2 separate regions of the Homo sapiens genome follow, and region 2 is linked to region 1. A link is an interaction called in ENCODE POLR2A ChIA-PET data of the cell type or tissue named here. Cell type or tissue: Panc1. All regions are shown on one strand. Each heading gives the region's core, and the rest is flanking DNA. Links, peaks and the distances in the headings are about the cores only. Region 1 has its middle 85 kb from the start of MYL10. Region 2 overlaps CUX1 (cut like homeobox 1).

Evidence for each region. Peaks named below come from ENCODE experiments on the same cell type or tissue, not always from the same donor. Only the 100,000 strongest peaks of a DNase experiment are listed, where the experiment ranks them.
Region 2: POLR2A ChIA-PET joins it to region 1 with 12 read pairs; 2 of 35 experiments call an interaction of 5 or more read pairs at or near these places.

What each region holds. Positions count from the first base shown.
Region 1 is chr7:101,708,030-101,720,722 of GRCh38, reverse strand. No RefSeq gene overlaps it. Among named protein-coding and RNA genes, the nearest start is that of MYL10, 85 kb to the right of the region's middle. In Panc1, for the core only: no CTCF peak of the experiment used is centred there; no DNase peak of the experiment used is centred there.
Region 2 is chr7:102,127,214-102,139,906 of GRCh38, reverse strand. The region is part of intron 8 of CUX1 (cut like homeobox 1); the gene reads right to left. Among named protein-coding and RNA genes, the nearest start is that of SH2B2, 150 kb to the left of the region's middle. RefSeq lists an enhancer at 5,204-5,498. In Panc1, for the core only: no CTCF peak of the experiment used is centred there; DNase peaks (open chromatin) are centred at 4,436, 4,680, 4,926 and 5,306; H3K27ac peaks cover 3,056 bases.

The sequences.
Region 1 (12,693 bases), core at 2,044-10,043:
TGGCAGAATATGTTAGGGTCAGGGCTGGGGCTGCCACAGCATCCGTCTCCCGACTCCCATCCCAGGGCCCCTTTCTATTTCATGGTTGCTTCACCATGGGCCCCTATACCCAGGCAACGTTGGTCTTTGGCATGGGAGGGGAGGCAGGTGGCAGACAGGAAGCCACACTGGAGTGTTGGTGAGGGGCAGGGGCTGGATCCCTCCCACCTCACGCAGGGGAGCTCCAATGAGGTTTCCTGCCCAGAAAGTAAAGGAGGGCCGGTCCTGACACTTGAGGTGCCCCAGGCAGGAGAGAGATCACAGGGATGGCTGCCTTGGGCTCTGCACCTGTGAGCAGCAAGTCTTCTCATCTGTAAAATGGGATGATCACAGTGCCTGCCACACAGGACAGGAGAGAGCATCAGGTGAGCCCCAGCTGCGAGTCAGAGGAAACCATTCCGTCCCCAACCTTGTCTGTCTGAAGATGGCAGGGCTGGCAGCTTCTCCTCTGTTTGGAGGTGGTGATGTGATCATATAAAGGCAGGGGCTTGGGCCGGGCGCGGTGGTTCACACCTGTAATCCCAGCACTTTGGGAGGCTGAGGCAGGACAATCACTTGATTCCAGAAGTTCAAGACCAATGTGGGCAACATAGTGTCTCTACAAATAATGAAAGAAAAAAATGGCCGGGCGCGTTGGTTCACGCCTGTAATCCCAGCACTTTGGAAGGCCGAGGTGGGTAGATCACCTGACCTGAGGTCAGGAGTTCGAGATCAGCCTGGCCAACATGGTGAAACCCCATCTCTACTAAAAAATACAAAAAAATTAGCCGGGTGTGGTGGCGCATGCCTGTAATCCCAGCTACTTGGGAGGCTAAGGCAGGAGAATCACTTGAACTCGGGAGGTGAAGGTTGCAGTGAGCCAAGATTGTGCCACTGCACTCCGGCCTGGGTGACAGAGCGAGCCTCTGTCTCAAGAAAAAAAAAATTGAAAATAAATAAATAAAGCCAGTTATGGTGGCGCACGCCTGTGTGGTCCTGGCTACTTGGGAGACTGAGGTGGGAGGATCACTGGAGGCCAGGGGCTTGAGACTGCAGTGAGCTATGATTTTGCCACTGCACTCCAGCCTGGGTGACAGAGTGAGACTTTGTCTGGAAAAAAAACCCAAACAAGCCACAAAACCAAACCAAACCAAAACAAAAAACCATATTCTTGGTTGATGTGTGCCCTGGGAGAATGTCTGAGTGACTCTAAGGGTCCGATTGAAGCGGAGGATCGTTGTCCCCATGACAGAGGGACACAGAGACCATCTGGGTCCTGTGTGGCCGATTTCTAGGAAGATCCCAAAGTCCAAGCAAGCCCCTCCCCATCTGTCCTCCCTCTCACCTCTGTAGACTGGTTCTGAGAAAGGGCCCCTCCTCGTCCAGCTCCTCCCAGCTCGGGCCCCAGTCCTGGGGTGTCTACTTCCCAGCGTCCTTAGTCCCATGCCCCCTCCGCCTTCTCATCCTGGCGGTTGTCCTCACTTAGGTTATTCTCCGACTTCTTGCACCTCCCACCTCCTCCTACCCACCCCTAGAACTCTTCCCTAGCTGCTGCCAGACCGATCCTGAGAAGGGGCTCAAAGTCCCTTGGTATATGTGTAACTGCAGGGATCAAAGACCTTCTGTGGCTCCCCAGTGCCCCAAGGGATCTGCACTCGTGGGCTGCCCTGCCCAGGCCTGCCCGGTCCGTGTCTTAATGGCCTGCATTCTGGTTTCCAGGCACACAGTCCTGCTGGCGTACCCGATGCGTTCTCCGCGTTCTCCATGTTCTTCCTTCTCCCTGGGTGTTCTTCCCGGCACCTCCCCGCCTGTCCCATCCAGGGCTGGGGATCCTGTGCTCTCTTTCCTCATGAACTCCCATCCTCATGAACTCCCACCAGACCCCTAGTTGGAACCACCTCTCCGGAACACTCTGGGGATAAGCGTGTTGGGGTGGAACGGGGAGGGTGGATGGGCACCGAGCTGGTTCTCAGCTGGGGCTCTGGTTTTCTTTGAGGGAGTCTGATCACTCATCCCTCAGGCCTCCCCAGGGCCCTCCTATGAATCCCCATACCAAGAGGCCTCTGTAGCTGAGCCATTGCCCCTCTTCCCGGGCAGTGGGGCTGTCTGAGGCCCTAGAGTCTCTGCTCTGCCCAGTTTAGTTCATTTCCGGTGTTGCCGGCATGGGGCAGGGCCTCTTACTTGCCCCGGGAGAGCCAGTGGTGGGGAACTCTGCACAGCCCTCACAAGTGTGGTCGGCGACCTCCCTCCCGGGGACCTCGCCTCCTGGTTTCGGGAGGCGCTACCCCGCCCTCCACCCTGTGTAGCCTTTTAGAGAGGCGATTGAGTTCAGACAAAGTCTTGGATCAGGGCTGAACCGAATCAAACATCCTGGAGCACCCCTACTCCCCGACCTGCCCCCCATCTCTCTGGGTGTTGAAGCTGCCCCTCCGGTGATCAACACGCTTGCCCACCCCCGGGGAAATGTGAATGTGGTCTGGGCCATGATTCACCACCGTTGCTTCCATGAGGTCATCTGCGGCCTCTTTCCCCCACGGGGCTGGCGCAGGGGGCTGGACCGGCTGGTCCCCCTCTCTCCCTCCCTCTGCCGGGCAGGAGGGAAGGCAGGAAGACAGGCTATCTGTGCCACCATCTAATTACCCCGGGAGGTAATTGCTCGGGATTTTCTCTGACATCTTGAGATTTCTCTCTGAGCCTTCCACAGTGGAGACAAATAACCCTTAAGGAGGCTACGGGCCCCAAGACAGGGCCTATTGCTAAACCCTGACAACTCCCCATCAGCCCCGCCGCGACGTGCCCGAGCTTTGAGACAGCGTGAGTTTATGACAGGTCCCATTAAGTCTCTTGCACAAGCACTGAGTGTTGAAATACCCAACAGATGATGACAGTGTTGAAATAACCTGTCGTCTCAGCACTTTCCCCACCATTAGCCAGATGTTCCAGCCCTCAAAAGCGTTCGCAGCCTTTTGCAGGGAGGGAGGGGGCTCGGATTAAGGCAGCCCAGGTCCCAGTGGGAGTATGGTTCGGGGGGTCTGGGGCTGAGGGCAGCTGGGGTTCCCAAGAGAACAGGGTGAGGGGTGGTCTAGGATTGGAAGGATGTGAGAACAGGCAGAAGGGGGCATGGGTGCAGCTGTCCCTTCATCCCAGAGTCCACAATCACTGTGGAAGGGGTGCAAGGGCAGAGACGGCTCTGTGCCCTCTAGATGTGGGACTGTTTTTGGAGGGAATCTTGTGTGGCTCAGAGAGGTGATTTCTCAAGACCCAACCAGGAAAGGATGAGACCTTGTCTTTTTTTTTTTTTTTTTTTTTTTTGAGACAGAGTCTTGCTCTGTTACCCAGGCTGGAGTGCAGTGGCGCCATCTCAGCTCACTGCAACTTCTGCTTCCTGGATTCAAGCAACTCTCCTGCCTCAGCCTCCTGAGTAGCTGAGATTACAGGCGTGTGCCACCACGCCCGGTTAATTTTTTGTATTTTTAGTAGAGACAGGGCTTCCTCATGGTAGCCAGGTGGGTCTCAAACTCCTGACCTCAGGTGATCTGCCCACCTCAGCCTCCCAAAGTGCTGGGATTACAAGCATGAGCCACTGCGCCCAGCCGGCCTTGTCTTTTAAAAATTATTATTAGGCTGGCATGGTGGCTCACACCTGTAATCCCAGCACTCTGGGAGGCTGAGGCGGGCAGATCACCTGAGGTCAGGAGTTCGAGACCAGCCTGGCCAACATGGTGAAGCCCCGTCTCTACTAAAAATACAAAAGTTAGCCAGGCATGGTGGCGCATGCCTGTGATCCCAGCTACTCGGGAGGCTGAGGCAGAAGAATCACTTGAACCTGGGAGGCAGAGGTTGCAGTGAGCTAAAATCATGCCACTACACTCTTGCCCGGGCAACAGAGTGAGAATCCATCTCAAAAAAAAAATTATTATTATGCATATTTTATTTACATATAGATGAGGTCTTGCTATGTTGCCCAGGTTGGAGTGCAGTCATGCGATCTTGCCTCACCGCAGCCTATGCCTCCTGGGTTCAAGAGATTCTCCTGCTTCAGGCTCCCGAGTAGCTGGGACTACAGGTGTGCACCACCACACCTAGCTAATTTTTGTATTTTTAGTAGAGATGGGGTTTCACATGTTGGCCAGGCTGGTCTCGAACCCCTGACCTCAGGTGATCTGCCCACCTCAGCCTCCCAGAGTGTTGGGATTACAGCTGTGAGCCACTGTGCCAGGCCAACAGCCTCCTTCTCTTATTCATCTTTGTGATCCGAGACAGAGGTCCCTGCCAGGGATGCTGAGAAAGCCCAGCATGTGAGTGGGTGGAAGGGAGGGGACAAGAGAAGATGTGTGGATCAGGGGAAGCCATGGTGGCATGCATTTGGGGTCCACTGAGTCGCCCATGTTGCCCTCATTTCTTCCAGGCTGTCTTGACTGGGGACTCCAAGTGCATGTTCGTTTTTTTTTTTGTTTTTTTTTTTTTTTGAGATGGAGTTTGGCTCTGTCGCCCAGGCTGGAATGCAAGCGGCACGATCTCGGCTCACTGCAAGCTCCGCCTCCCGGGTTCGTGCCATTCTCCTGCCTCAGCCTCCCGAGTAGCTGGGACTACAGGCGCCCGCCACCAGGCCCAGCTAATTTTTTGTATTTTTAGTAGAGCCGGGGTTTCACCATGTTAGCCAGGATGGTCTCGATCTCCTGACCTTGTGATCCACCCGCCTCGGCCTCCCAAAGTGCTGGGATTACAGGCGTGAGCCACCGCGCCCGGCTCCAAGTGCATGTTCAAAGTTGGGTCAGGAAGACCCCGCTTCCTCCTGGGGCACATGGCAGGGCATTGGAAGTGGCCTTTGGGAGACCACACTTTACTTGGGGAGTAGCTAATGATGTAGTCAGCAGGCCAGGGTCCGGGGCCTTCAGATCACTCACTGGAGAGGTTTCAGGAGCCAGGATCCCTGCCTTGGTTTACATCCCAGCTTCATTCTTTTTTTGAGACGGAGTCTTGCTGTGTCGCCAGGCTGTAGTGCAGTGGCATAATCTCGGCCCACTGCAACCTCCACCTCCTGGGTTCAAGCGATTCTTGTGCCTCAGCCTCCCAAGTAGCTGGGATTACAGGCAAGCACCACCACACCCAGCTATTTTTTGTTTTGTATTTTTAGTAATTTTGTATTTTTTTTGTATTTTAGTTTTTTTTTTTTTTTTTTTTTGTATTTTCACCATGTTGGCCAGGATGGTCTTGATCTCCTAACCTTGTGATCCGCCTGCCTCGGCATCCCAAAGTGCTGGGATTACAGGCATGAGCCACTGTGCCTGGCCAGCTCCATTCTTTCATGGGTGACCTCGGGCAATGCCTTCACCTCCTGGTGCCTCAGTTTCCCCATCTGTAAAAGGGAAACCAATAGTTCCAGCTGTGTTTGCTTTATACCTACTGCTTTGTTGCTCACACATGCAAAGGGACTTTCTAATAGCAATGTTGTTAAATAACACTAGGTTTTTTAATGAACATTATAAGGGTTGGTCATTGGAGGTGTTCAAGCCAGGAGGGGACAATTGTCCACTGTTGACAGGACTCCAGCATTAGGTGGGGCTGGGCTGAAAGTTGAGTTCCTCCATCTGTTGCTGATTTGAGGAGTTAAGTGGAGGAGTTTGCAGCTAATAACTGAGCCCCAAGGAGCTCCAGCTGTGAAGAGGATGTAAAATAGAAAAGGGGCTAAGTTTTTTTTTTTTTTTTTTGAGACGGAGTCTCATTCTGTCTCCTAGGCTGGAGTGCAGTGGCGTGATCTTGGCTCACTGCAGCCTCCGCCCCCCAGGTTCAAACGATTCTCCTACCTCAGCCTCCTGAGTAGCTGAGATTACAGGCGCCTGCCAACACACCTAGCTAATTTTTGTATTTGTAGTAGAAACGGGGTTTCACCATATTGGCCAGGCTGGTCTCAAACTCTTGACCTCAAGTGATCCGCCCGCCTCAGCCTCCCAAGGTGCTGGGATTACAGGCGTGAGCCACCACACCTGGCCAAAGATTTTATTTTTAGTACCTTCCCCTTTCTTTTGCTTCTGGAACTCAGTGTCCCCATGCTGTCACTCCCTTTCAGGAAAGGACTGGCTATCAGCCATTCACACCTTAGTAAGAATTGCTTTCCTGGGAACTTGGCTTTCCTGGGCTGGGATGTCTAGGAATTCAGGGATCAGGCTGGGCAGGTAGAACTATGTCTCTGGGCTGAGGCCCAGGCACCCTGGAGATGACAGTGCTGCCATCTTCGGCTGCGTGGGCTCAGCTTGGCTCTGGAGATCAATCCTGCTCTTGTTTGCTCGGAGCACTAGGGTGGCTTTCTGCCAACACCTCCCCTCATCCTCCAGGCTCAGAGGAAGTGGTGGGTCCTGACTGGGGAACCAGCCTGGGGCAGCGAGACAGGCGGTCCTGGGTTCCACAAGCTGTGTGATGTTGGCTGAGTGTCTACTCCTCTCTGAGCTTTAGTTCTGCCATCAGTATTAGGGACTCCGGGAGCATGTGGCTTACAGGGTGACTGTAGGATGTGACATGTTCAGGCATATGGGTGACTGCAGGAGGGGAGCCTGTGGCCATGATGATGCTGGGCTGGGGGACTGGCATGCGATAGGTGTTAACAAGTAGGCACTGGCTGGATTTGAAAGGGCAGTTGCTGGCCAGGAACAGTGGCTCATGCCTGTTATCCCAGCACTGTGGGAAGCAGAGGTGGGTAGATCACTTGAGGCCAGGAGTTCAGGACCAGCCTGGCCAACATGGTGAAACCCTGTCTCTACCGAAAGTATAAAATTAGCCAGGTGTGGTGGTGGGCACCTGTAATCTCAGCTACTTGGGAGGCTTTAGCAGGAGAATCGCTTGAACCCAGGAGGTGGAGGTTGCAGTGAGCTGAGATTGCACCACTGGACTCCAGCCTGGGTGACAGAGCAAGACTCCATCTCAATAATAATAATAATTATAAATGAAAGGGCAGTTGCTCTGCTGAGGAGCTAGGTGGCCAGGGCACTGCTTACCCCAAACCTTAGCTCAACGGGGTGCCAGTTTCAATGTGTTCAACTCCTCCTCTGTCACCGCCTTTCTGGTCTGGGCCACCATCATCTCTCTCCTATACAGATCTTAGAGCCTCCTAACTCATCCCCCATGGATCAGCCTCCCTCTGGCAGCCAGAGTAACCTTTTTGCTTTCCAGAGTAATCTTTAAAAATCCTAAATCAGGCCGGGTGTAGTGGCTTGTGCCTGTAATCCCAGCACTTTGGGAGGCCGAGGTTGGGGGATCACTTGAGCCCAGGAGTTGGAGGCTAAAGTGAGCTATGATTGTACCACTGCACTCCAGCCTGGATGACAGCATGAGACCCTGTCTCTAAAAAATAATAATTAAAAAAATATATATATATGAGGCTGGGTGTGGTGGCTCACACCTGTAAATCCAGCAGTTTGGGAGGCCAAGGTGGGTGGATTACTTGAGGAAAGGAGTTCAAGACCAGCCTGGCCAACATGGTGAAACCCTGTCTCTACTAAAAGTACAAAAATTAGCCGGGTGTGATGGCGGTCACCTGTAGTCTCAGCCTATCAGGAGGCAGAGGTGAGAGAATCACTTGAACCCGGCAGGTGGAGGTTGCAGTGAGCTGATATCACGCCACTACACTCCAGCCTGGGTGACAGAGCGAGACTCTGTCTTAAAAACAAAAACAAAAACAAAAACAAAATCAGATCAAAGAACATCCCTGCCTTGCCCTTCATCCCTTCAATGATCACTGGAGTCTTTCCATTGCACAGAAAATCTAGTCTCTCCCTGGCTCTTCTTATGATTCCATCTTTCTCATCATTCCAATTTAACTGTCAGCTAAAATGTCACCTCCTCCAGGATGTCCTCCTGAACTACTCCATCTAATGGAGCTTGCACCTCCATCCCCAGTTACTCCCTATCATATCCATTTATTTCCATTAAAGTCTCCTTTTTTTTGTAAAGTCCCATGTGTGTTCATTTCACGCATTTATTGTTTATCTTGTCCCCACCCCGCTCTGGAATATGAGGACCTTGTCTTTCTTGCCCACCGTGGCATCCCTGCTATGTCTCACAGTGCCTTGCACGTAGTAGGTGCTCAGTAGTCTGTGAGTGCATGAAGATGTCAGGTGATGAACCCACACATTTATATTGGGGAATGATCATTTATTGAAGAACCAGGCCAGCCATGGTGGCACATGCCTGTAGCTTTGGGAGGCTGAGGTGAGTGGATCGCTTGAGCTCAAGAGTTCAAGACCAGTCTGGGGAACATGGCAAAACTCCATCTCTACAAAAAAAAAAAAAAAAAATTAGCCAGGTGAGACGTTGCATGCCTGTAGTCCCAGCTACTCGGGAGGCAGAGGTGGGAGGATTGCTTGAGTCCAGGAATTTGAGGCTGCAGAGAGTCTGAGATTGCACCGCTGTGTTCCAGCCTGGGCAACAGGGTTAGACCCTGTCTCAAAAAAAAAAAAAAAAAAAAAAAAAAAAGAGCCTACTCTGGGCCAAGTAATTTACATATAGCCCACCCTTCAACAGGGGCTGCCATGAACATCGACTGGGGATTTTTAATAACTAACCATGCCTGGGCCTCTCCCAAGATACTGGTTCAACTGATCCCAGGAGGGGCCAGGACACAGTATTAAAAACCTCTCTTGGGGGCCAAGCACTGTGGCTCACACCTATAATCCCAGCACTTTGGGAGGCCGAGGCAGGAGGATGGTTTGAGGCCAGGAGTTTGAGACCAGCCTGGGCAACGTAGCAAAACCCTATCTCTAAAAAAAATAAATAAATAAAAGCAAGACACACAACTCTCTTGGCCTCTTGGTGATCAAATGTGTCTCTGAGGCTAAGAACAACTGATAACTGATATAGTCCTTTTAAAAAAAAAAACTTTTTTTATTTTAAATTATTAATAATTTTAGATTTACTGAAAAGTTGTACAAATAAAGTTTCTGTATAGGTCACACCCAGCTTTCCCTAAAGTTAATGTCTTATATAAACACAGTGCAATAATCAGAAGCAGATTAACGTGGGTGCAATACCATTAAGAAAACTGCAAAGCGTGTTTATTTGAATTTCACTGGTTTTTTCATGGCTCTCTTTATTCTGTCTCAGGATCCTGCTCTCAGGATCCCACGTTGCATGTAATTGTTATTTCTCCTTCACCTCCTGCTGTTGGTGGTAGCTCCTCAGTCTTTCTTCTTTCATAACCTTGACACTTTGGAAGTCATTTTTTTTTTCTTTTTTGAGACAGGGTCTCACGGTGTTGCTCAGGCTGGAGTGCAGTGGCACAATAATAGCTCATTGCAGCCTCCACTTACTGGCCTCAAGCAATCCTCCCACCTCAGCTTCCTGAGTAGCTGGGACCACAGGCATGTACCACCATGCTAGGCTATTTTTTTATTTTTATTTTTTAGTAGAGACGGTGTCTCCTTATGTTGCCCAGGATGGTGTTGAACTCCTGGGCTCAAGCAATGCTCCTGTTTAAGCCTTCCAAAGTGCTGGGATTATGGACATGAGCCACTGCCACTGTGCCCAGCCTGGAAGTCACTTTTTTTTTTTTTTTGAGACGGAGTCTTGCTCTGTCATCCAGGCTGGAGTGCAGTGGTGCCATCTCGGCTCACTGCAACCACCACCTCCTGGGTTCAAGCGATTCTCCTGCCTCAGCCACCCAAGTAGCTGGGATTACAGATGCGAGCCACCATGCCCAGATGATTTTTGTATTTTTAGTAGAGACAGGGTTTTGCCATATTGGCTAGGCTGATCTCAAACTCCTGACTTCAGGTGATCTGCCTGCCTTAGCCTCCCAAAGTGCTGGGATTGCAGGTGTGAGCCACCGCGGCCGGCCGGAAGTCACTTTTGAAGACTAACCCCAATCAGCTATTTTGTCCAATTTCCCTCAATTTTGAGTTTGTCCAGTGCATTCTCTTGCTCAGAGCGAGTGTATGCATTTGGGGTGAGAATATCACAAAGATAACATCACGTCCATCTCAGTGCAGTCTGCGCGCATCTTGCGGTATGAGTCTTGCTCACTGATTACAGGGGTTTCTCCCTGTACAGTTACTGTCTCCCTTCTCTTGCTAGTTAATCGTTATTTTGGGGTGATACTTTGAGACCAGGCACATCCTGTTTCTGCTTAAACTTTCATCCATCAATTTTAGCATCCATTGGTGATATCATTTGCCACAATCGTTGTCTACTGGTGACTTTCCTATTTCCTTCTTTTCTTGTACACATATTAATCAGAATTCTACTGTATGAAAGAGCGGTCCTTCTGTCCCCATTTATTTAGCTATGCAATTATTTATTAAGTATGGTATAGCCCCTCTTTTATTATTTTTTTATTTTTTGAGATGGAGTCTCTCTCTTGTTGCCCAGGCTGGAGTGTAATGGCACGACCTTGGCTCATTGCAACCTCCCCCTCCCAGGTTCAAGTGATTCTCCTGCCTCAGCCTCCCGAGTAGCTGGGATAACAGGTGTGCGCCACCACGCCCGGCTAATTTTTTGTATTTTTAGTAGAGACGGGGTTTCACCATGTTGACCAGGCTGGCCTCAAACTCCTGACATCAGGTGATCCACCCACCTCAGCCTCCCAAAGTGCTGGGATTACAAGCATGAGCCACCACCCCCGGCTAGCCCCTCTTTTAATCTCTATTAAATCTTGCTACCTGGGGAACCAAGCATCACTATTGCAATTTAGGAACAAGGAAACGTGGCTGGGAGTTACATCAATCACATGCCTAAGGTCTCACAGCTGGTAAATGGCCAAGAAGGGACACAAAGTTACCCCGGCCCAGCTCAGTGGCACATGCCTGTAGTCCCAGCTACTCAGGAGGCTGAGGTAGGAGCATCATTTGAGCCCGAGAGGTCAAGGCTGTAGGGAGCTGTGATTGCACCACTGCACTCCAGCCTGGGTGATAGAGCAAGACTCTGTCTCTAAAAAAAAGTAACCCCAGATTTGGTTCCCATCCATCTTTTTTTTTTTTTTTTTTTTTTTTTTTTTTTTTTTATGGAATCTCCCTCTGTCACCCAGGCTGGAGTACAGTGGTGTGAGATTTCTGTTCGCTGCAACCTCGGCCTCCTGGGCTCAAACGATTCTCCTGCTGAAGCCTCCTGAATAGCCGGGATTACAGGCGCCTGCCACCACGCCCAGCTATTTTTTTGTATTTTTAGTAGAGACGGGGTTTCACCATGTTGGCCAGGCTGGTCTCGAACTCCTGACCTCCCCAAGTGCTGGGATTACAGGCATGAGCCATTGTGCCCAGCCCCCATCCATCTTTTGAAACTGGTCCACAACTGCAACCTCTTACCAACCCTCTGCCTCCAGTCCTGGCCTCGTAACCCACATTTCCCCTTAGCGCATCAAAGCACTTTGAGTCCTTCTGGTGGCTCCTTGTGTGCTCTGGATGGTGCTCGGACTCCATAGCCCAGGTGCAAAGGCCCTTTAGGATCTGGCCTCGGGCCTCCTGTCTCCCGCCCTCCCTTGCACACTCCAGTCTACTGTTCCCAAAGCCCCTCTGTCTCACTTCCGGACCTTCGCACGTGTTGCTCTCCTCCTGCACCTGCCTCACTCCTCTCCCAACCCAGGGCACAGCATCAGGAAGGCATGGGCCAAGGGACACCTTCCTACACCGTCTGTGTGGGGCCAGATCCCCAGCACCCTGGCCACAGGAAGTTAATATTTACTGAATAGATGAAAAATCTCCAGGTGTGGTGGCTCATGCCTGTAATCCCAACACTTTGGGAGGCTGAGGTGGGTGGATCACCTGAGGTCAGGAGTTTGAGACCAGCCTGGCCAACATGGTGAAACCTTGTCTTCACTAAAAATACAAAAATTAGCTGGGCGTGGTGGCAGGCACCTGTAATCCCAGCCACTCAGGAGGCTGAGGTAGGAGAATCACCTGAACCTGGGAGGCGGAGTTTGCAGTGAGTCGAGATCACACTATTGTGCTCTAGCCTGGGTGACAGAGCAAGACTCCGAAAGAAAAGAAAAAAAGAAAAGAAAAGAGAAAAGAAAAGAAAGAGAAAAGAAAAATCAACTCCAAAGCCCACGCTCTTTCGGCCACCCTGCGTGCCTACCGCGTGCATAGCAGTGAGTGAACACCTGTAGGAAATGACATGAATTGGTGGGAGAAACAGACAGCACTAGCTATGGGAGGACCTGGGAGGACTTGGCATTGACAAAGGTCTACTAAGTAGCAGCCTCTCCCCACGGTCATTTCAGTCCTTTGTCTTCAATATACCGTTCTAGAGATTAGGAAATGGAGGCTCAGAGAGGGCAAGTCACTTGCCTGGGGTCACACAGCTGGTTGGCACGAGAACCACAATTTGAACTCAGGCCTGTAGGATGCCAGAGCACATGTGCTAGCCACTACCTCACACAGCCTCTTCACACCCGCCTATGGGGAGCGCTCTGTCCAGACACAGAACTTCCTCTAGGCACCAAGTGCAGTGGCTTTTTTTGCGTGTCATTTTTCACCCTCGGACCCTGCCTCTTTAAGTGTTTCTGTTATCGTTAAAAGAGCAATAAGGCTGGGCATGGTGGCTCATGCCTGTAATGCCGGCACTTTGGGAGGCGGGCGGATCACCTGAGGTCAGGAGTTCGAGATCAGCCTGGCCAACATGGTGAAACCCCATCTCTACAAAAATACAAAAATTAGCCTGGCATGTTGGTGGGCAGCTGTAATGAGGCAG
Region 2 (12,693 bases), core at 2,291-10,290, 420 kb before region 1:
GCTGGAGGATCGCTTGAGGCCAAGAGCTTGAGACCAGCCTGGGCAATGTAACAAGACCCCGTCTCTACAATAAATTAAAAAAAAAAAAATAGCTGGGTGTGCTGGTGTGCCCCTGTAGAACCAGCCACTTAAGGGGGTGAGGCAGGAGGATGGCTTGATCCCAGGAGTTTGAGGCTGCAGTGAGCTATGACTGTGCCATTGCACTATAGCCTGGGTGACAGATCAAGATCCTGTCTTAAAAAAAAAATTCATTTTGGAAAGTGGTTTTAATTTTTAGTAGAGATGAGTTCTTGCTATGTTGCCCAGCCTGTCTCGAATTTCTGTGCTCAGGCAGTACCCCCGGCTTGGCCTCTCAAAGTGCTGGGATTACAGGGGTGGGCCACCATGCCTGGCTGGAAAGGAGTCTTAATGGACAAGCCAAAAGCTGTTTCAGGTGGTAATAATCTCTCCACTTGGAAGATGTATATCCAATAACCAGCCTTACAGCTTAGCTATGCTTTTGATCATCAATGTATCAATACAATGTCATTGTAATTCTGGACAGGAAATTGGATTCAGCCACTTTTCAAATGCCAGGGTAGGGCACTTCCCAGGTTTTAACTTACAGAAGGACCCTGGGTGTCGAGTTGATACCATTCCTTTTTTTTTTTTTTTTTTTTTTTAAGATGTAGTCTCTCTCTGTTGCCCAGGCTGGAGTGCAGCAGCACGATCTCGGCTCACTGCAAACTCTGCCTCCCGGGTTCAAGTGATTCCCGGGTCTCAGCCTCCTGAGTAGCTGGAATTACAGGTGCATACCACCACACCCAGCTAATTTTTGTATTTTTAGTACAGATGGGGTTTCTCCATGTTGGCCAGGCTGGTCTCAAACTCCTGACCTCAAATGATCCGCCTGCCTTGATCTCCCAAAGTGCTGAGATTAGAGGTGTGACCCACAATGCCCGGCCAAGCTGATACATTTCTAAGTTTAGTGAAAGCTAAAATGGCAGCTGGATTGTTTAAAACAATGTGATGAGAAGAATGCCTTTGTCTATGTGTGTAAATCCCGTGGGATCTACGTGGCATACCTCAAGTTGGTAAAAAATATTTACCATATGCTAGGGAATAAAGGATTCTTACCACTAATGGATAATCCTGCTAAACAGCAGCTGCTTTGTAAAGGGAGTAGACGATCGTTGAAAATCCATATAACTTTAAAGAATTCACCAGCAGGAATTTGTAGGTCCAGAGTATCTTATAAAAGATCGGGTCTCATTGTAGAGGGAAGTGGCAAGGTTAATATAATGAAGTATAATTTGCTGCTATGCTAGACATGTAATCTAATAACAGTACAGTTTGATAAGAAAATTTAAATATATAGTTTTGAAAAGGTTTCAGAAGGGCTCAATGGTTCTGCATCAGAAAGTGAATTTCAGTTACAAGAGGAGGCTCAAGGCAGGGCGGATTAGAAGGCTCAGGGGACATTCAGAGGGTCAATTAGGCTGTTCACTCAATCTTCCTTAAATAGATCAGAAAGCCTAGGACAGAGATACTGTGAATTAGAAAAAAGAAAAGGATCAACAATTCAACAATAAAGAGAAATTTAAGTTAAGAGTTATATCAGTAAAATGTAATTAGGCCAAATTTACCCATAAAAATAAAATACATATTTTTTAAAAATCCAAAAAGGGTGGTAGAAACACATTTTGAGTAAAAAGGCAATGATTAACTAGACTTTTTGTTTTTGGAGACGGGATCTCACTTTGTTGCCCAGGCTGGGGTGCAGTGGCACGATTTTGGCTCACTGCAGCCTTGACCTCCTGGGCTCAAGCAATCCTCCCTCCTCAGTCTCCAAAGTAGCTAAGACTACAGTGAGCACCACCATGCCCAGCTAATTTTTAACTTTTTTTAGTGAGACGATCTCACTACGTTGCCCAGGCTGGTCTCCAGTTCCTGGGTTCAAGTGATCCTTCTGCCTTGGCCTCCCAAAGTGTTGAGGCTACAGGTGTGAGCCAGTGTGCTTGGCCAACTAGATTTTTTTTTTAAGGCTAATTAAGGTAAGGTTTGAAGCCAGACTAATCAATATTATATGTAGCATAATAATGTTAGGGAGAAATAAGAAATGCTAAATGGCACAGTAAATAGAAACATAAGCTTCAACTTGTCTTAAATAAGCAAGAAAATCTATAAAATATGTAAAATAAAAATGGAATGAAATGTACTATTTAAAAGTGTAATCCTACTATTAGGTCGGTGCAAAAGTAACTGTGGTTTTGCCATTACCTTTTTCTTTTTTGACGGAGATTCACTCTTCTCGCCCAGGCTGGAGTGCAGCGGTGCCATCTCAGCTCACTGTAACCTTCACCTCCAGGGTTCAAGCAATTCTCATGCCTCAGCCTCCCGAGTAGCTGGGATTATAGGCATCCACCACCACGCCCGGCTAATTTTTGTATTTTCAGTAGAGGCAGGGTTTAGCCATGTTGGCCAGTGTGGTCTTGAACTTGTGACCTCAGGTGATCCGCCTGCCTCAACCTCCCAAAGCGCTGGGATTACAGGTGTGAGCCACCGCGCCCAACCTGCCATTACTTTTAATGGCAAAAACCGCAATTACTTTTGCACCGACCTAATAGAAAACTACCCCACTAGAAGGATCTAACACAGTTGCGGGGCTTTGATCCCATGGCATCTAAAAACCAGGTCACAGTTCAATTTACAGAGGGGAAATCATTGGAGCATTTGATTAACATGGAAAGGGACACAGGCTTAAACCAAGAGCCTCCACGATTCTTCCCAGACCTATAACAGAATGCTCCTTCTGAACACAGGAATGAAAGAAGAGGATCAGAAGTTCTGAGTGTCACACAGGGTGCACGTTCACTACTTGTAGGTAATGCAGTCCCGTGCTCCCCAAATCCCAGGGATTCACTTGAGCAAATGGGCTGGGACAATCAAGCGTTCAGCAAAGCCCTATGTTTCTTGGTAAACACAAGAAAATAACAAACTCCCCTACACCAGTAATAAACATCCACAAAATGAAATAAAAGATCTGTCTCATTTACAACAGAGGTAAACACAGAAGCACGTGGGAATTAAAATAACATAGCATAAACTCCATCTGTAGAAAAATTGGATTACAAAATGCTTGGAGCAAAGGAAGAGAATGATACATTTATGTGCAGCTGCATTAAATACAAAGAAACATACATTTCTCTCCCAAGTTAATTTATAAAAGTTGGTAAAATGGCCGGGCACGGTGGCTCACGTCTAAAATCCCAGCACTTTGGGAGGCCAAGGTGGGCGGATCATGACGTCAGGAGTTTCAGACCAGCCTGACCAACATGGTGAAACCCCGTCTCCATTAAAAATACAAAAATTAGCTGGGTGTGGTGGCGGTGCCTGTAATCCCAGCTATTGGGGAGGCTGAGGCAGGAGAATTGCTTGAACCTGGGAGGTGGAGGTTGCAGTGAGCTGAGATCGTGCCACTGCACTCCAGCATGGGTGAGAGAGCAAGACTCCATCTCAAATAAAAAAAAAAAAAGTTGGTAAAATGACGAGATGCATACAGAAAAAATAGGTGACCAAAATACTAAAGGTTGTTGTTTTTTTTTCTTTTAAACTAAAAACAACAATAGTAAACTGGCTATACAAATACTGAAATAGAAAACAAGGAGACGTCATCAAGAGTGTGGCACTTATTAGAGTGAAAAACTAGACTGATAGAATGAAATTATAGACAGAAATCCAGAGCTATATGTATTTATACCTGATTTGTCAGATATTATATGTTGGGGGAAGAAATCATCAATATTATTGGGCAAACTGAGTATTAAAGAATAACAAACAGAAACAAATATTATTTTATATGATATAATAAACTTCAGACACATTAAAGATATAATAGGTCATTGAAAAATAAGAAAATGGATTGAGGAGAAAAAACCATTTTCTTTTTTTTTTGAGACAGAGCCTTGCTCTGTCTCCCAGGCTGGTGTGTGGTGGCGTGATCTCAGCTCACTGTGACCTCCACCTCCCGGGTTCAAGGATTCTCCTGCCTCAGCCTCCCAAGTAGCTAGGACTATAGGCACGCGCCACCACACCAGGACAATTTTTGTATTTAGAGTAGAGATGGGTTTACACCATCTTGGCCAGGCTGGTCTTGAACTCGTGACCTCAAGTGATCCGCCTGCCTTGGCCTCCCAAAGTGCTGGAATTACAGGCATGAGCCACCGTGCCTGGCCTGAAAAGACTATTTTCTCTCACTGAAACCACATTAGAAATGATTAAGGATAAGATTGCTGGGACTCATGTTTTTATATATATTATTTTTTGTGTGTGTGTACATACACACACACACACACAAACACACACACACACAAGTTGACCCTCAAATATGGGTCTGAACAATATGGTTCCACTTCAACTTGAATATTTTTCAGTAAAATTACACTGAGTGTGTCTGGCCCCCCTCCCACCTCCTCCACGTCCTCCTCCGCTGTCACCCGAGACAGCGAGACCAACCCTCCTCTTCCTTGGCCTACTTGATGTGAAGACAACAGGGATGAAGACCTTTTTGATGATCCACTTCCACTTAATGAACGGAAAGTGTGTTTTCTCTTCCTTAGGATTTCTTAACATTTTCTTTTCTCTGCCTTACTTTATTGGAAGAATATTGTATATAACATATGTAACTTACAAAACATCTTAATCGGCACTTCATGTAACTGGTAAGGCTTCCGGTCACTAGCAGGCTGTCAGTAAAGCTTTTGAGGAGTCAAAAGTTGTACTTGGATTTTTCACTGTGTCGGGGGTCAGTGCCTCTAACCCCTGTGTTGTTCAAGGGTCAACTATACACGATTCTTTTGGACAGTGAAAATCACTAAAACTCGAGTGAAAAGAAAAGCAATTAATTGATAGGTAAAAGTAACCATAAATGTGAGTAGCTAAAATCCAGAATACGTGTAGAATTACTGCCCAGTTTCCACTGTACCCATTTTTACAGGATATAAGGAAACACACAAAGAGTAAAATAAATAGGGACCTGGCGCTGTGACTCCTGTCTGTAATCCCAGAACTTCGGGAGGGAGAGGTGGGAGGATCGCTTGAGCCCAGGAGTTTGAGACCAGCCTGGGTAACACAGTGAGACCCCATCTCTAAAAATAAAAAGAATTAGCTGGGTGTGGTGGCACTTGCCTATAGTCCCAGCTACTCAGGAGGCTGAGGTGGGAGGATCACTTGAGCCCAGGAGGTCAGGGCTGCAGTGAGTCGTGATTGCGCCACTGCATTCCAGTCTGGGCAACAGAGCTGGATCCTGTCTCAAAACAAATAAAAAGTCATGTGGCACTGTGCAAAGCGGTGGGGGAAAGACGGAGGAGGATCCGGTCAAGACACTGTCAGTCTGACGCAGATGCTTAACCCTTCCTTTGCCACGGTCCCCTCTGGAAGTCTTGTCAAGAATACAGGCATCTATTTGGAATGTTTTAAAGACGTAAGTCCACAAGGCCATTATTGGACAGAAGTCTAATCATGTTTTAAGGACCAAGGAAAACAATTATTTTGAAGTGCAGTTATTGCAATTTTTTTTAATTTTTATTTTTGAGACTGAGTCTAGCTCTGTTGCCCAGGCTGAAGTGCAGTGGTGCAATCTCAGCTAACTGCAACCTCCACCTCCCGGGTTCAAGCGATTCTCCTGCCTCAGCCACCAGAGTAGCTGGGATTACAGGTGCCCACCACCACTCCCAGCTAATTTTTTAAACTTTTAGGAGATATGAGGTTTCACCATGTTGGCCAGACTGGCCTCGAACACCTGACCTCAAAGTGATCTGCCCACCTTGGCCTCTCAAGGTGCTGTGATTACAGGTGTGAGCCAGCGCGCCAGGACAATCTTTTTTTAAAACCAGATTTGTGATACAGGAACAACTGTTCTTTACTGTTGCACTAAATAACAAATCTAAGAACCACTGACATTTTGAAGTAGTGATGAATCCAAACAGCGTTTGTGACCTCCGTAACAACGGGAATGAGATGTGAAAGCCTCTGTGATTTCCACTCGCAACGAGGTCACAGTCTGCAATTACCCCGGTGTGGGGGCTTCATTTACAATGGAAGGAAATGCTACATTGCAGTTAGACACTGATGGAAATAAAGATGTATTTTCTAGGCCGAGTGTGGTGGCTCACGCCTGTAGTCCCAGCACTTTGGGAGGCGGAGGCGGGTGGATCACGAGGTCAGGAGTTCAAGACCAGCCTGGCCAACATGGTGAAACCCTGTCTCTACTAAAAACTACAAAAATTATCTGGGTGTGGTGGCACATGCCTGTGGTCCCAACTACTTGGTAGGCTAAGGCAGGAGAATCGCTTGAACCCGGGAGGCGGAGGTTGCAGAGAGCCACAATTGCATCACTGCACTCCAGCCTGGGTGACAGGGCAAGACTCCATCTCAAAAAAAAAAAAAAAAAAAAAAAAAAGATGTATTTTTTTCTGGGTCCAATTCATGAAGCCCCCAGGTTCTCTCTATAGACCCCACATGAAGAGCCCCTAGAATGAGGGAGACCAGAGCCCTCTTTCACCACAGCAGGTAAGTGTGGGCATAGGAGCAGGCAAGGCAGGGCAGGATCAGCTTGTCAGGAAAGGTAGAACCGGCTGCAAGGTGAGCTGGGGAAAGAAAGGCCTGGGATTCTATAGGACGGTGGAGTTTGAGTTGGCCTAAGATGAGGCTGGGAAGGCAGGGCTGCATCCCAAAGTGCCTTGTGCATCATGCTGTGATTTTGGACTTTCCCTTAGATATGAGAGAGGGTGCCACGGAGAGATTTTAAGTGGGACAGGTTTTAGCAGGATCAGACAGATTTTAGAAAGATAACTTTAGCAGATGCTTGGAGGGTGGTTTTGTCCAGGGAGATACTGGTGGCAGAGGGTCAAGTTCAGAAGATCTTGAAGTGAGACCAAGAGACGAAAAACAAATTAAGGCCGGGTGCGGTGGCTCACGCCTGTAATCCCAGCACTTTGGGAGGCTGAGGCAGGTGAATCACTTGAGGTCAGGAGTTTGCGACCAGCCTGGCCAACATGGTGAACCCTGTCACTACTAAAAATACAAAAATTAGCCAGGTGTAGTGGCGGGTGCCTGTAATCCCAGCTACTCAGGAAGCTGAGGCAGGAGAATCGCTTGAACCTGGGAGGTGGAGGTTGCAGTGAGCAGAGATTGCGCCACTGCAAGTGACAGAGCGAGACCCTGTCTCAAAAAAAAAAAAAAAAAAAGAAAAGCAAAGAAAAACAAATTAAAATGACGGTAGTGAGAGTGGTGATGAAGTTGGGAATGTACAATGTTGCAAGAAGGCGGAACTAACATGAATTAGACAGGAGGGCTCACAAAGGAGTGACGAAATACCCTCAGTTTCTGGAATGAAGGAGGAGCAGGTATGGTCGGGCAGAGGAAGAAAGCAGAAGGGGGCTGACTATAGGGAAGGGGGAAGTTACGGAGAATAACAACTTAATCTGAGTTTGAGATGCTCATAGTAGAAATGTCTAGTAAGAAACTGAAAATATAGAGGTTTTACTATTGGGAAATGAAACTTTTTCTTATTGTTCTGTAAAGATGCGTGTGTGCGTGGCGTGCGCGCGCGCGCGCGCACACACACACACACACTCTCTCTCTCATATATATTGCAAATATTTTTGCCAGTCTGTCTAAATCCATCTGCCCATCCGTCTGTCCATCCATCCATCTATCCACCCGCCCATCCATCTATCCACCCGCCCATCCATCTATCCACCCGCCCATCCATCTATCCACCCGCCCATCCATCTCCACAAAGCTCTGAATTTCTTCCCTTTGTGATTTCTACTTTTGGCATCATGCTTAAAAAAAAGTTTTTCCACCCCCTTATTATATAAATATACACCTAAAATTGCTCCTAGTGTTTTTATGGATTTCTTTCTGGTCACATTTAAATGTTTTAAACATCTAAACTGAGCGTGGTGGCTCACGCCTGTAATCCCAGCACTTTGGCAGGCAGAGGTGGGTGGATCACTTGAGGTCAGGAGTTCAAGACCAGCCTAGCCAACATGGTGAAACCCCATCTTTACTAAAATACAAAAATTGGCTAGGCATGGTGGTGCGCGCCTGTAATCCCAGCTACTCAGGAGGCTGAGGCAGGAGAACTGCTTGAACCTGGGAGGCAGAGGTTGCAGTGAGCCAAGATCACGCCACTGCACTTCAGCCTGGGTGAGACAGCAAGACCCTGTCTCAAAAAAAAAAAATAAATAAATAAAATAAAAAATAAATAAAAATAACTAAATAGATTTTATTTTGCATGGGGCTCAGCTCTGATTCTACTGGCTTCTACATAGTTGGCTTGTTATTCTACCATTTACTAAAGACTCTGTCCTTCTTTAATGTACTTAAATTTGAGCAGTTTTTATGTTCAAACTTTTTTTTTTTTTTTTAAACAGAAATTATGTCTTGCTGTTTTGCCCAGGCTGGTCTTGAATTCCTGGCCTCAAACGACCCTCCTGCCTCGGCCTCCCAAAATGTTAGGATTAGAGGCGTGAGCCACTGCACCTGGCCAATTGAGCAATTTTTATATACAACTTTTTCTTAGTTTTGACGTCTGCAAAAATTCAGAAAGCTACTATAAGAAAATGACAATCAACCATCTGCATAAAAAAAGAATTAGCCACTTAACACAACTGGTCCTTTTTCCATTGGAAAAATCGATCGGAAATTGGATTTCTAATTACATTTGGGCTTTCCACGGAAACCGCAGAACAGCCGGTCATCTATATATTCATTAAATCCTACAAACTGGAGAGTTTTTTTTTTTTTTTTTTGAGATGGAGTCTCACTCTGTTGACCAGGCTGAAATGCAGTGGCATGATCTCGCTGACTCAGCTTTCTGAGTAGCTGGGACTACAGGCGTGTACCACCACGCCCGGCTAATTTTCGTATTTTCAGTAGAGACAGGGTTTCATCATGTTGGCCAGGCCGGTCTTGAACTCCTGACCTCAGGCAATCTGCCCACCACAGTCTCCCAAAGTGCTGGGATTACAGGCGTGAGCCACCACTCCCAGCCTGCAGAGATTTTTTTTTTAAGGGTGGGAAGATCACAGAAATGCTTCGAAGCACACATCGTCCAACTTAGAAGAAGCAAAAAGGTCAAAATATAGGCTATTCCATAAAATTTCAAGAATAAGCTGTGCTTTTGTGCTTCAGGCTATTTGGATAGCAAGGATTCTCAACACTACATAATTTTTTTTATAAGATGGAGTCTTGCTCTGTTGCCCAGGCTGGAGTGCAGTGGCGTGATTTCAGCTCACTGCAACCTCTGCCTCCTGGGTTCAAGCGATTCTCCTGCCTCAGCCTCCCAAGTAGCTGGGATTACAAGCTCCCGTCACCACGCCCAGCTAATTTTTGTGTTTTTAGTAGAGATGGGGTTTTGCTATGTTGGCCAGACTGGTCTCGAACTCCTGACCTCAGGTGATCCACCCATCTCAGCCTCCCAAAGTGATGGAGTTACAGGTGTGAGCCACCTTACCCGGCCAACACTACATAATTTTTATTTTTTCCCAACCCTCTTTAGGAAAATCAGAGGGCACTGCTGTGGTCATGTGGGGGTTAATTCTCACTGATGTTGAATGCCCCAGTCTTTGCTCTGTTCATTGGAGCATTAAATCTGAAGGCTCAGGAGAGTGATGCAGTCGGGCTGTGCGGGAGTGATGCCATAAAGCTCGGCATTAAAAATTCATATTGCAGGCTTGCCTTAGAACTCAGCACTGGCTGAAAGGAGAGGTGGCGAGGAAATATGAGACACCCCACTGTCTTTCTGGCAATTGGAGACATTCCTCAACAAATAGCACCTCGGGAAGAGAATGAAAGGGCAAACAAGCCGTGAAGGAAATCAATGAGTTCAATTATCTCGCTCGCTCCTGCCTTCCTATAGGAAACTTTTCATTCTTTGAGGTGGGTTCCAAAAAGTTTTTTAACGAAATCCCCGAACAAGAGCCCTGGGCATCCTTGCTGGGTGCCTGGCTGTTTGGCACCTCTTTTAATTTGTTTCACACCAGCCCACGGTGCCCCAAATTTTCCAAGTCAGATGGAACCAGATCTCCAATGCGGGCCGCCACCTTGGTGTCACAGTCAGCTGGGCGGGGACCGAACAACTTGTTCTCACTTTAAAACTTGGATCTTGCAAAAATGTGGCACATAGAAGACAGTTAGTTACTAGATTATTAACCTCTGGTGTTGATTTTTTCTTTGAGATGGAGCCTCACTCTGTTTCCCAGGCTGGAGTGCAATGGCACAATCTCGGCTCACTGCAGCCTCTGCCTCCCAGGTTCAAGCCATTCTCCTGCTTCAGCCTCCCGAGTAGCTGGGATTACAGGCACCCACTACCACGCCCAGCTAATTTTTGTATTTTTAGTAGAGACAGGGTTTTACCATGTTGGCCAGGCTGGTCTCGAACTCCTGACCTCAAGTGATCTGCCCATCTTGGCCTCCCAAAGTGCTGGGATTACAGAGGTGAGCCACTGTGCCCAGCCCTGGTGTTTGATTTTTTAGAGACCCATCTATGAAGGCATTTGCAGCTGTGCAATGGTTTGAACTTGGAACTTTTGGCCACCACATTTAGTGGCACCTCAATGGTGACTGATGCAGATTTTAAAATTTAGGGTCCCTGAGGAAGATGATGGGAAACAAAGCTTTACACCTGGGTGCCCCAGCTGTGGCACGCTAATATGGATGAGTAGGTCTTGCAGTGCGGATAATGATTTTTACAAACTCATCATGGAAAGCGACATAATTCTTAAGAGTGGGAAGAGACCTTGAGCAGGGGGAGGTAAGCAGACCTTTTTAAAATGTGCCAGGTGATGCCAGGTGCCTTGCAGGCAGCAGGAGCAGCAATGTCAGCCACCCTTTATAGAGGTCCTGTACCAGGCACTAATGTGGCATTCTTTTCTCTTTTTTTTTTGAAACAGAGTCTCTGTTGCCCAGGCTGGAGTGCAGTGGCGGGATCTCAGCTCACTGCAACCTCCACCTCCCCAGTTCAAGTGATTCTTCTACTTCAGCCTCCCGAGTAGCTAGAATTACAGACACATGCCACCACGCCCAGCAAATTTTTGTATTTTTAATAGAGACAGGGTTTCCTCATGTTGGCCAGTCTGGTCTCAAACTCTTGGCCTCAAGTGATCCACCTGCCTTGATCTCCCAAAGTGCTGGGATTACAGGTGAGGCGTGGCATTCTTTTATTTCACTTATGAAAATACTAAGGTCTGAGTAAGGAAACCTCCTGCCCTGCTTGAGGTTACATAATTCATGGAGTTGGGAATTAAACCCAGGTCTTTACGATGTTGCGACCCAGGTTCTTCCCACCGTGACTCATGCTGTGCCCGGTGCCCTGGATGCAGCCCTGCCTGAAGGCCACTCCACAAACAGGCCCTGCTGGGGGACAGCATCCGAGATCCAGGTCTCTGGGAAGTAGAACTGGGCAAGAAAGTGCAAGAGGCTGACAAAAGGGCCAGCTCCTCCGTCCTGCCTGGCACCCGGCCCAATCCGGTGCTGCGGCCGAGGGAGGGGCTTTGTGGGGTCACACCTGGGGACAGATGGGACCAGAGTCAGGGTCTCTGAGCCGTGCATATCATCCACTGTCCCTGACTTTTCACTAGAGGCATCTACAAACGTCATGGAGCAGCAGTCTAGGAACAGAGGCCCCGTGCCAGTACTGCCATGAGCCCTTGGAGAATTCTGGGCTTCCAAACGCTCTTGTCTGATGATGGCCTTGGGAGGCTACCTCAAGATGCCACAGCCGGCTGGGCGTGGTGGCTCACGCCTGTAATCCCAGCCCTTCTGGAGGCTGAAGTGGGCCGATCACCTGAGGTCAGACCAGCTTGGCCAACTGGCGAAACCCTGTCTCTACTAAAAATACAAAAATTCACTGGGCGTGGTGGCACACACCTGTAGTCCCAGCTACTCAGGAGGCCGAGGCAGAAGAATCGCTTAAATCTGGGAGGTGGAGGTTGCAGTGAGCCGAGATCATGCCACGGCACTCCAGCCTGGGTGACAGAGCAGGACTCCGTCTCAAACAAAACAAAACAAACAAACAAACAAACAAAAAACACGAAAAAGATGCCACAGCCACTGGCAGAACATGAAGGCATAGAAAGAACAGGGACAAAGCTCCCCAGATTAAACCCCAAAGGGCAATGAAAGCAGTGTAATAAATCAGGCTCCTGAACAGCAGGGAAATAAGTGGTAAGTCTTAGGGCTCACCTACGTGATGGAATGTTATGCAGTATGCACTGTGTTTCTGAAGAATATTTAATGATAAGCAAGAAATATTTACAACATGTCAGGTAAAAAAAAAAACAAAAACAAAAAACAAACCCTAGAAATCAAAATCATGTTATCAGTCTATGCCACTGGTAAAAAACAGACGAGTTTGGGCGAAGCAGCTCATGCCTATAATCCCACTCAGCACTTTGGGAGGCCAAGGTGGGAGGATTGTTTGAGCCCAGGAGTTCAAAACCAGCCTGGGCAACACGGCAAGACCCTGTCTCTACAAAAAATACAAAACTGGCCTGGTGTGGGGTGCACACCTGCAGTCCTAGCTACTCGGGAGGCTGAGGTGGGAGGATCGCTCAAGCCCAGGAGTTGGAGGCTGCAGTGAGCTATGATAGTGCAACTGCCCTGCAGGCTGGGTGACAGGGTGAGACCCTATCTCGTAAAAAGAAA